Linked DNA regions of Homo sapiens: region 2 is linked to region 1. Evidence: read pairs that join two places in POLR2A ChIA-PET (ENCODE). Cell type or tissue: Panc1. All regions are shown on one strand. Links, peaks and the distances in the headings refer to the core of each region. The heading gives the core; the rest is flanking DNA.

Region 1 (7,823 bases), core at 2,334-4,833:
GCTATATGTAGTCAGGGCTGACTGCCCCTCACAGGGAGGCAATGAGGAGGAGGCCGAGAACTGCCACCTGCACACACCAGCATCTGCAGCCCTGCCACCCCGGTGGAGACCCCAGTGGGCTGACCACAACTCTTTGTGGAAAGGATGCAAGCATCCTCTGGGGGCATTTTCTCTGGCCCTTGGCTGGACACGTGCTATCCGTCTGACAAATATCGACCATGCTGGGCACGCGTGGCCTGGGCCGACACAGGACTGCAGAGGGCAGGCACCAGGGGCTGCCGCTGCCACTGGCCTGTCAAGTTAGTTTCACTTTCTGGTTTTTCCCCCTGGGTCACTTCTCACTCTGAAGGGAGAAAATGTTCTTTAGATGACAAGAGAGAAAATCTTTAGAAGTGTTCCTTGTCATTTTCTTTTTTTCTGAGGACACTGTTTTTCTCTGAAGACCGGGTAACAGGCTTTACGCCATGGGGCTGAGAACACAATACCCCAGAGCCTGGCGCTTTGGTACACTGAGCACTTTGAACTAAAGGAGAAAGCAAGTTCTCTCTGACCTTCTTCCACCCTTCTGTCTCTTGCCCCTCTTTCTCCCCAGCAGCCAGGCACAGAAACCAGAATTCCTCTTCCCCAAGGTGGGTCATAGGAAGTAGAACTCCTCTCCCCCAAAGCAAGACATAGTATCTACAAAGGTCACTCTCTCCCTTCTCACCCCTCATCCCAAAGGGGTCCTGCCCCATACGCCCCAGACATGCTGCACAGTGAGGCCAAAAAGCATCTGAATAGACAGGCCTTGCTGGGTGGTCCCCTCTGTCTATTACATTAGGTCGTACCCTTTTTGTCCTATCACATTCCTAGATGGTTGTCCCTTCTTCCTCCAATCTAAGCATAAAAATAGTTTTCCCTGGTTCTCTGGGTCTTACTTCTGAAGGCTCTCATGTCATGTAAAACACTGATTAAATAAATTTGTCAAACTTTTCTCCTGTTAACCTGTCTTTGTTACAGAAATGTCAGCCGTGACCCTTACGGGGAGGAAAGGGATTGCACCTTTCTGCCCCTACAACCCCAGCTACACAACTTCAGTCCCCTGGGCTGCTTAGCTCTAATATGATTACACATCTAAATGCAATACATGGAGCAAAGTGGTATGATTTTTCTGGGAAAAACCAACATCATAAAAGGGTCTTTATTGAATCAAAGGGCTCATGAACTGTTCTCTTGCCTAATTATGGCTCCCAAGTGAACAAGGCTGGGTTTCCAGGCAGGACTCGGCACAATTCTCCAGCCCAAAGACCAATGGGCTATTTGTCACAACTTGTCTAATTACAACGAAATCTACCCCAAGGACGAAAGGGAGAATGCCAAGATAGGTTGGCAGCAGCCCCCTCCCCGCTCCGGCTCTGGAAGCAGGGAGCTGGTCCTCAGGCCTCTCTGTATGGCAAGGAGCTGCCCCCTGCTCCTTCCCCACCCCTTACACTCAAAGTCAGGATCCTGGACCCTGCCCCTTCCCGCAGTTTAGTTTAAGTGGTTTTCCAGCATCCCAGTACTGCCCCCGTAACCTCATCTCTATAGAGAAGGCCCATTGTCGAAATGTGGTATTTTGGCAGATGTTTGAACATTCAGAGATTTGGCCGAGGTTAGCGTGCACCCAGGCCTGAGCAAAGATAAACGTTTGCCATCACCAGACACAGAAGGAGGAGAGAGGGTGTACGCCTCGGGCCAGAGGAGGGTTCACCCTCCACACCAACCAGACCAACCAGCTGGAGCAAGCAGTCTAGTTGACTTTTCCCAGATACACAGTGGTCTGGCTGGGCAAGTTGAAGACTAACATTTTGCTTGTACTTCAGTATCTGTTTAATCGCCCTCGAAGTTTCAAAAGCAAAGACACTTTTCAAGAGAGACAGGGTCTTCCTCTATTGCCCAGGCTGGAGTGCAGTGACCCAGTCAATCACAGCTCATCGTAACCTTGAACTCCTGGGCTCAAGCGATCTTCCCACCTCAGCCTCCTGAGTAGCTGGGACTACAGGCACACACCACCATGCCTGACTAATTTTTCCTTTTACTTTTTCAGAGGCAGGGTCTTACTATGTTGCCCAGGCTGGAGTACAGTGGTGTGACCATAGCTCACTACAGCCTCAAACTCCTGGCTCAAGCAATCCTGTCTCGCCCCTGCCTCCAGAGTAGCTGAAACTACAGGTGTAAGCCACCACACCCAGCTAATTTATTTTTTATTTTTGTAGAGATGAGATTTTGTTATGTTGGCCAGGCTGGTCTGAACTCCTGGCCTCAGCTGATCCTCCCACTTCAGCCTCCTAATGTGTTGGGATTATAGTCGCGAGCCACTGAACCCAGCCTTTCTCTTTTTTAAGATATGGCCCCCTCCCCACCCTTCTCATGTTAAGCCCACAAAAGCAAGCTTGACAAGAAGGAATTCAGCAGAAACTCATCCTGACTCTCCCACTAACCTCTCCCCTCAGATAGGCTTAAGTGGCGGCCGCATGAACCCAACCCCCGGAAAAGGCTGTGACTCCTGGCCCCCCACCTCCACCCTACGCCCCTCCCAAGTGGTAGACATGTCTCACTGAAGAGGCAGGACCCACACAAACTCACCCCCACACCCCACCAGCAAGGATTTGCTTTTCTTCCAGTGTTTTCTCCCCAGATACTAAGCCAGCAAGCAGGCACACCAGCCTCAGCTGGTCCTTCTTTGACCTCATTGTCCCATGGACCCTGGGATGAATATGGTGTCACCCGGGAAGAACTACCATGTACCACCCCCGACCATGCGCCTGGTGTTTCACACAGACATTCTTGTTCAGTCCTTATAATGCCCTGAGAAGTAGGCACGTATTATCACAGACAGGGAAATTGAGTCTTGGGAAGACGCCCCAGGCCCGACACAGCTAGTCTACAGGAAAGCCAGGTTTCTGATGCCAAAGCCCACGCCCTTTCCCTGTCTTAAGCAGAGAAGCATTTTCTGTTTTCAACCAGCCTGCTGGAAAGCCAGGTGCTACCAGCTAGTAAGCAGCAAGACAACCGAATTCTTTTCAGGAGGGTGGGAGACATGGGCGAAAAAGAGGGTTTGTTTTACAATGGACAAGGAGGGAAAAGAGAGTTATTTCTTAAATATTTGCTTGGGAGACCAGAATTTAAGCCTCAGTCACCAAGAAGGAAAAGCCAGTGTTTTCACTTGAACCCCACATCCCCCAGGGCAGAAATCCAGTGAGAGGAAGCGAGTTTCATGAGAATGAACCACAAAGTCTTCATAGGCCGATCCAAATTTCCCAGCTGCAATCTCTGAATCCCTCCCCCAGCCCTCCCATCCTCCAAACCACAGCCCCAGGCTCCACCCCGTGCCTTCCTCAGCTCCTCCTCCTTAGGATCTTAGAAGAATGCCAAGGGGGGTCTGGTGTATTCAGTTCAGTCACCCACTTGACAGAGAAGGGGGCTCTCAGGCTGCAGTGATGAGCTCAGAGGAAAATCAGGCAGCGGGACTTTCCGCATGGCACCTCCCTGCCCGGTTCTCCTGGGCAGCAAATGCAAGGGGTCTGGCTATGGGGTGATTTCAAAATTCCTCAGACCGTGCCAAAGGGAGGAGGGAGGAAGTATCCACAGTGGGTAAGATGTCACCTGCTCTGGGTCCTGTAAGCCCTGCCCCCTGCCCAGAGCCAGTGAGGCCTGCTGAAGGCTCTTGGGTGCTGAAAAGATTATGGTCTATCCCTACCTCCAGTCCAAAATTCTAAAGAAAAACACCACTGAGCCATAAAAAAGTCTAAGTCCCAAGAAATTCTGATTTTCACCCCCAAAATGATTACTCTGCAGCATTTTTTGGAATATCAAATTATTTTCTCCTCCCCCGCACCCCCATTCCATTTTGTCCCCTGCTTGCCTGGTCCCACTAGAGGATGTTTAGTTTGCCCACAGCATGAGTGAGGGAGCAAGCCTTGAGCAGCTGTGGCAATTCAAATGTCTTTCCTGGGACCTTTTCTGAAACGTGCTCAGTGTCAGGACCGGACGAGTCTTTGGGCCTTTAGGAGTGATGCACTGCTGAGCAGATGTACAAGGCGGCCACATCTGCTACCCAGGGTTCCTTTAAGGACTCAGTGCCAGCGAATCCAGGCCCAGCCACCTCCTGTTCTACAGCCCCAGCTTGCTGGCTTCCGACCTGGGAGGCTGCACCTGGAAGCCTGGGGGTCCTGCTCCTATGGTACCGAGGCAAGCTGGGAGATTCTGGGAGGGTCTCTTCCCCTGAGTCTCGACTTCAACCATACAATGAGGACTTACAATACCATTAATCTGCTCTCAGAGCTGGGGCAAAAATCAGAGCAGGCAGCGAGGGACCGTGCCCATCTTACTAACGGATACCCCAGCCTCTGCCTGGCCCAGTCCCTGGCACATAGTTGTTAGACCACAGAAACTGAGAGGATTGAGACCCATATAGGGGATGGGAATCCCAGACAGTATCCCCATCTGATGGTTACGATACCCCTGTTCCCAGTGGATTAAGTAACTTGCCCAAGGCCACATGCTCCCAAGCGATGGAGTTAGTCCTCGAACCTACCAGACCCACAAGCCCGAGTCTCAATCACTCTGCACCGGTCTCAACCAACATGTATATACACGCAGATTCAAAATAAGAGAGCTGGATTGTATGAAAGGAGAGAAGGTTAGCACTCCCCTTGACAAGGATGGAAGAGGCCCTTGGGCCTGACGACACGCATATAGTTAAGGTACTGCCACCTACATCGTGGCATCTAAACATCATTTTTTTAATTTAAAATAATAATTTAAGGCAGGGCGTGGTATTTCACACCTATAATCACAATACTTTGGGAGGCCAAGGTTGGGGGATCACTTGAGGCCAAGAGTTCAAGACCAGCCTGGCAACATGTTAAAACCCCATCTCTACTAAAAATACAAAAAATTAGCTGGGCATGGTGGTACACGCCTGTAATCCCACTGAGGCAGGAGAATCACTTGAACCCAAGAGGCAGAGGTTTCAGTGAGCAGAGACCATACCACTGCACTCCACCTGGATGACAGAGTGAGAATCTGTCTCAAAAAAAAAAAAAAAAAGAAAGAAAGAAAAAAGAAAAAAAAAAAGAAAGAAAGAAAAAAGAAAAAAAAAAGAAAAATAAACAAGCCGAGCACAGTGGCTCACACCTGTAATCCTAGCACTTTGGGAGGCTGAGGCAGGCAGATCATTTGAGGTCAGGAGTTCGAGACCAGCCTGGCCAACATGGTGAAACCCCATCTCTATTAAAAATACAAAAGTTAGCCGGCTGTGGTGGTAGGCACCTGTAATCACAGCTACTCGGGAGGCTGAGGCAGGAGAATCGCTTGAACATGGGAGGTGGAGACTGCAGTGAGCTGAGATCGTGCCACTGCACTCCAACATGGGCAATAGAGTGAGAATCTGTCCCAGAAAAAAAAAAGAAAGAAAAGAAAAAGAAATAAAATAATAATTTGAAAATCTTTATTAAAAAAAAAAGAGCCAGGGGACAAAGACTACCAGTCGGAGATCTACTGGTTTGTGCCAGACACCCTGACATACATCTTTCGTAAGCTTCGCCACACACTTACAAGGTAGGTATCATAACCCTCATCCCGCAAGAGAAGAAACTGGGGCACAGAGAAGTCACTGGGCCAAAGCCATGCAGCTGGTGAGCCGCAGTTGGAACCCAAGCACATCTGGACGCAAAGTGCGCCTCCATGGCCTTCACACTGGGCTGCTTCAAGAAAAAAACCCTTCACGGAAACCAAAATGATCCCTTGCTTCTGAGACAACTCTCTTTCAGGGACTTATCACAGATTAGGAGTGCTGTTCTTTTGTGTAAAAAGAACTGAGACTGGCCAAATATTTACCAGCCCGCGCAGAGGGCTGTAGACTGGCCCAGCAGCGGAATTAACTCCTCCTGCAGTATCAAGGGCCAAGCTGTTGCTAGACAAAGTGGAGGAGAGAATCCTCACCATTCAGACAGCTCAGCTTTGGGCAAAGAGGAACCAAAGGAAACCCAGGGAAGCAGCCAGGGGCTCGGCAGGGATGGCCACCAACAAAACCCCGGAGGGATTTCTTCTGAGGTTCAGAACTTCCAGAGTTGCTAGGAGTGAAGATGAGAGGACTGGCTTCTCCCAATACTTCCTTTGTCATTCCGATCCTGCTGGACAAAAACTGATCTTCAATCTTTCATAGGTTGGGATTTTTCTTTTTCAAAAAAAAAAAAAAAAAGCCAAAAAGGCAAGGTTAATTATTCACCAGTCTGCAATTTACCTAAGAGTTGAGGGAATGCAAGTTTCTTCCCAGTAGGCAGGACAGGGAGTCCAGCTGGATTTTTAGGAGTCTTCCGTCAGTCTCCCTGCAGGTCTCGCTAAAACCCTCCCCCTCCTACCAGCTTTCTACCTTGCATTTAGCTGCTTCCTGAAGAAGGCTCCAGGGTAAATCAGTCTATGTTCAAGCTACTTCCCCTTGAAACCTTGAGGTACCCATCTTTGAAAGAGGGACTGGGGGTGGGGGTAGGAGCCAGGAAGGAGGCCTCTGCTCCAGGAAACTATGAATTCAAGAGAGAGCAAAATCAAAAAGCTCTCCACTACAACACAATTCCTCAATACAACGGCTTACACGGAAGCATAAATCAGTTGCAGGAGGCCAGGCTAGCCCAGCCTACTGCATAGCTGATTCAATCACATTTTGCAAAGGAAAAAAACCCAAGAAGGAAAAACCTAATCACTCACTTCCCCCAAAGAAACGAAGCACCAAGTCATTTCCTAAAAATCTCTAAAGCCCTGGCCAGACCCAGAAAGAATGGGGCACAGCCTGAGGGAAACTGCCGGGGGCACCACAGTGCTCCTCAGGCCTCATTCCCAGCCCTGTGAGTCCACCTTCCCCAGCCGGTCCCCTCCAGGGTGGGTGCAGGGCAGCCAGCCAGGCCTGCTTTTCGGCATCTCATTGCTCCAGCCCACTTCTGGGATGTTTTATGACCACGCAATATTCTGGAGATTTCCACTTCATTTACTTTTAGACACTGATCCCCAGGGCTGGGAGAGGCATTGGTTCAAAGGGAGAACTTTGTTTTCCCAAGCTGATTCAGCGCTCCAAAGAGCATTTTTCTTAATTAGGGGCGAGGTCTCCAGTTGAAGCTCCCATCAGTTCCACTCCTAGACAATTTTGTCTCCAAACTAAGAATTTGTCAAGATGTTCAGAAATCTACCCCATGGCCAAACTCTTTTCTCCCATAATTCTGACATCTGCATGTTCCACTGGGTAAGCCTCCAGGACAAAGCTAACATGGACAAAAGTCAGGCCAACTGCAGGACGGGGTATGTCCCTTCCTGGCCTCCCAGGCCCAAACCTGCCTCCCTGACCCCAAAACACACCTGACTGCCTACCACACACCTGACTCCCCTGTGTTGGCTCCCACATGCCCCCAAAACAGGGACAACAGTATGGGCAGGACGCCTGCAAAGGACTACTCTACACGTGGCCTGCAGAGGCAGGGAGCCTGTGGGAAAATGCCTCTTGAATGGGTTTTTACACGACCTGGCAAGGGGTGGGCCAACCTGGCCGTGATGGTTCCTCCCTCTCACCCTCCCTCCTCCCAGCTCCTAAAAACCTCTCCTGTTTTCCAAAGCCAAGTAAGACAGGGACCAGACGTTCCCTATTTTGTCAACCAGTTCTTCACACAGTTCAAGTCACCTCACTGCATGTCCCCAGATGTTTTTCCACGGCCAAGAGCCAAAAACACAACACAAACAAAGGACAAATAACCAAAGTTCCAACACCAGGCAAACCCGAGGTTTCAGGGGTTGGTGGGTTTTTGTTTTCGGGGAGT
Region 2 (3,257 bases), core at 322-2,821, 320 kb before region 1:
TCGTGGGGAGTTGAAAATTAGTTCTTTTTTTATGAATACTCCAAAGATTAACAATAGCTTTGCTTGAGTAGGGGGACACTGGGGTGAGGGGACTATGGGATGACTTTTCTTCTATTTTATTCTATTTCTCATTTCAAAAAACAAGAAGATTAACTCCAGTACATGAAAAGAATGCTACTTTTAAAGTAAAGTGATTCTTATTGGCAATAAACTTCCCCTCCCCTGCTTTTTAAATTTAGGTGCAGAATTTCACGTGTCACTGCTTTCGATTGCACAGCTATTTGACTTTGCCAAAGATCTACAAAAAGAGATTTATGATGAGTAAGTAAAGTTAGTAGAAAGGTGAATATATCTATTTCTGATCTTGAGATTAAGGGTTTGAGGTTGGATATTTAGTAGAAGAGAAAGAAGATACCACACTAAATCCCTGGAATAAAAGCTAATATTGGCCGGGTGCAGTGGCTCACACCTGTAATCCCAGCACTTTGGGAGACTGAGGTGGGTGGATCACCAGAGGTCAGGAGTTTGAGACCAGCTTGACCAACATGGTGAAACCCCGTCTCTACTAAAAATACAAAATTAGTTGGGCGTGGTAGTGCATGCCTGTAATCCCAGCTACTTGGGAGGCTGAGCCAGGAGACTCGCTTGAACCTGGGAGGCGGAGGTTGCAGTGAGCCAAGATCCCACAATTGCACTCCAGCCTGGGTGACAAGCAAAACTCCATCTCAAAAAAAAAAAAAAATTAATATCATATTACGTTAAAAAAAAATTTCCTGGCCCAGTGTAGTAGCTCACACTTTGGGATCCCAGTACTTTGGGAGGCCAAGGCAGGTGGATCCCTTGAGCTCAGGGGTTTGAGACCACCCTAGGCAACACGGTGAAACCCTGTCTCTACAAAAAATAAGCTAGGTGTGGTGGTGCATGCCTGTGGTCCTACCTACTCTGGAGGCTGAGGTGGGAAGATCACCTGAGTCTGGGAGGTTGAGGCTGGAGTGAACTGTGATCCTGCCACTCCACTCCTGTCTGGGTCACAGAGTGAGACCGTGTCTCAGAAAAAAAGTATCTTCCTGATTGAGTTCTTTGATTCACTTACTGGGGGAAATAGTTTATTCAATAAAAAAAAAAAATCTAGCCAGGCACGGTGGCTTAAGCCTGTAATCCCGGCACTTTGGGAGGCCGAGATGCATGGATCACCTGAGGTCGAGAGTTTGAGACCAGCCTGACCAACATGGAGAAACCACGTTTCTACTAAAAATACAAAATTAGTCGGGCGTGGTGGCGCATACCTGTAATCCCAGCTACTCGGGAGGCTGAGGCAGGAGAATCACTTGAAGCCGGGAGGTGGAGGTTGCAGTGAGCCAAGATTGTGCCATTGCACTCCAGCCTGGGAAACAAGAGCAAAATTCCATCTCAAAAAAAAAAAAAAAATCTAAAGCTTATATAAAATTCTAAATTCTATTTTCCTGGCATTTATCCATAAAATGAGAGTTATACTCATATGTTTATAGTTGAGTGCTGGTAATTTTATTCTTTTTATTTCTTTATTATATTTTTATTTATTTATGTTTTTAATTATAGAGATGAGGTCTCACTATGTTGCCCAGGTTGATCTTGAATTCCTGAGCTCAAGTGATCCTCCTGCCTTAGCCTCCCAAAGTGCAAGGATTACAGGTGTGAGCCATTACACCTGGCTGGTAATTTTATTCTTTAATGTCTGATTATATGGTTTAACAATTATTTGTAAGCTTCGGCAACATGGCGAGACCTGTTTTTACAAAAAATAACAATAAAATTAGTTGGGTATGGTGACATGTGCCTGTAGTCCCAGCTACTTGCGGGGCTGAGGTGGGAGGATCCCTTGAGCCTGTGAGGTTGAGGCTGCCGTGAGCTGTTATTGCATCACTGCACCCCAGCCTGGGTGACAGAGTGAGACCCTGTCTCAAAAAAAGAAAAAAAAAATATTTTTAGCCTACCTTGTGGGTACTTCCGTTTTTTGGTAACACCTCTTCCTTTGACAGGAGGGGAAATGGAACTTGAATCAATCTGTTGTTTGGATATCTTCAGGGTTTTGAGAGAGGAGTAGGTTGTGCTTTTTCTCTATTATTTAGAAAATGAAGAACCCTGGGCTGGGTGTGGTGGCTTACGCCTGTAATCTCAGCACTTCGGGAGGCCGAGGTGGGCGGATCACTTGAGGTCAAGAGATTGAGATCATCCTGGCCAACATGGTGAAACCCCGTCTCTACTAAAAATAGAAAAATCAGCTTGGTGTGATGGCATGCACCTGTAATCCCAGCTACTCAGGAGGCTGAGGCAGGAGAATCGCTTGAACCTGGAAGGTGGAGGTTGCAGTGAGCTGAGATCGTCCCACTGCACTCCATCCTGGTGACAGAGAAGACTCTGTCTCCAAAAAAAAAAAACAGATGCAGTGGCTCATGCCTGTAATCCCAGCACTTGGGAAGGCCGAGGCGGGCGGATCACCTGAGGTCAGGAGTTTGAGACCAGTCTGGCCAACATGGTGAAACCCCGCCTCTACTAAAAATACAAAAATTAGCTGGGTGTGGTGTCACATGCCTGTAATCCCAGGTACTCCGGAGGCTGAGGCAGGAGAATCGCTTGAACCCAGGAGGCGGAGGTTATAGTGAGTTGAGATCGTGCCACTGCACTTCAGCTTGGGCAACAAGAGAGAAACTCTGTCTTAAAACACACACACAAACACACACACACACACAAACGAAAATGAAGAGCTCAGCTATAATAAAGTTCTTTAGGCTGGGCACAGGGGCTGTAATCCCAACACTTTGGGATGGACTATTGCTTGAGCACCCAGGAGTTGGAGACCATCCTGGGCAACATGGCAAAACTCTGTACAATAAAACTACCAAAATTAGCTGGGTATGGTGGCATGCACTTGTAGTACCAGCTACATGGGAGGCTGAGGTGGGAGGATCACCTGAGCCTGGGAGGTGGAGGCTGCAGTGAGCCATGATGGCACCACTGCACTCCAGCCTGGGTGACAGACCCTATCTCAAAAACAAAAAAAAGTTCTTCAGGTCTCTTGGAGTCTTGTGTTGTCACAGATAACTGCTGATTTGACTTTGAGAGCTAACTTGAAAGTTAACATTTGTGAATGATACCTGAAATATTCTGAAACTCAATAAATGTGGGACAGCTCTGGCCAGGTGCAGTGGCTCACACTGTAATCCCACCCAGCACTTTGGGAGCCCAAGGCAGGAGGATCACTTGAGGTCAAGAGTTTG

The links. ChIA-PET counts read pairs that join two places held together with the same protein. Peaks named below come from ENCODE experiments on the same cell type or tissue, not always from the same donor. Only the 100,000 strongest peaks of a DNase experiment are listed, where the experiment ranks them.
Region 2: POLR2A ChIA-PET joins it to region 1 with 10 read pairs; 5 of 35 experiments call an interaction of 5 or more read pairs at or near these places.

What each region holds. Positions count from the first base shown.
Region 1 is chr17:31,560,710-31,568,532 of GRCh38, reverse strand. It overlaps the pseudogene RNU6ATAC7P. Among named protein-coding and RNA genes, the nearest start is that of MIR193A, 4.6 kb to the right of the region's middle. RefSeq lists an enhancer at 134-634. In Panc1, for the core only: no CTCF peak of the experiment used is centred there; no DNase peak of the experiment used is centred there; H3K4me3 peaks cover 522 bases; H3K27ac peaks cover 2,091 bases.
Region 2 is chr17:31,881,488-31,884,744 of GRCh38, reverse strand. It overlaps UTP6 (UTP6 small subunit processome component), which reads left to right. Exons shown (of 19, transcript NM_018428.3): 10 at 240-321. Among named protein-coding and RNA genes, the nearest start is that of UTP6, 19 kb to the left of the region's middle. In Panc1, for the core only: no CTCF peak of the experiment used is centred there; no DNase peak of the experiment used is centred there.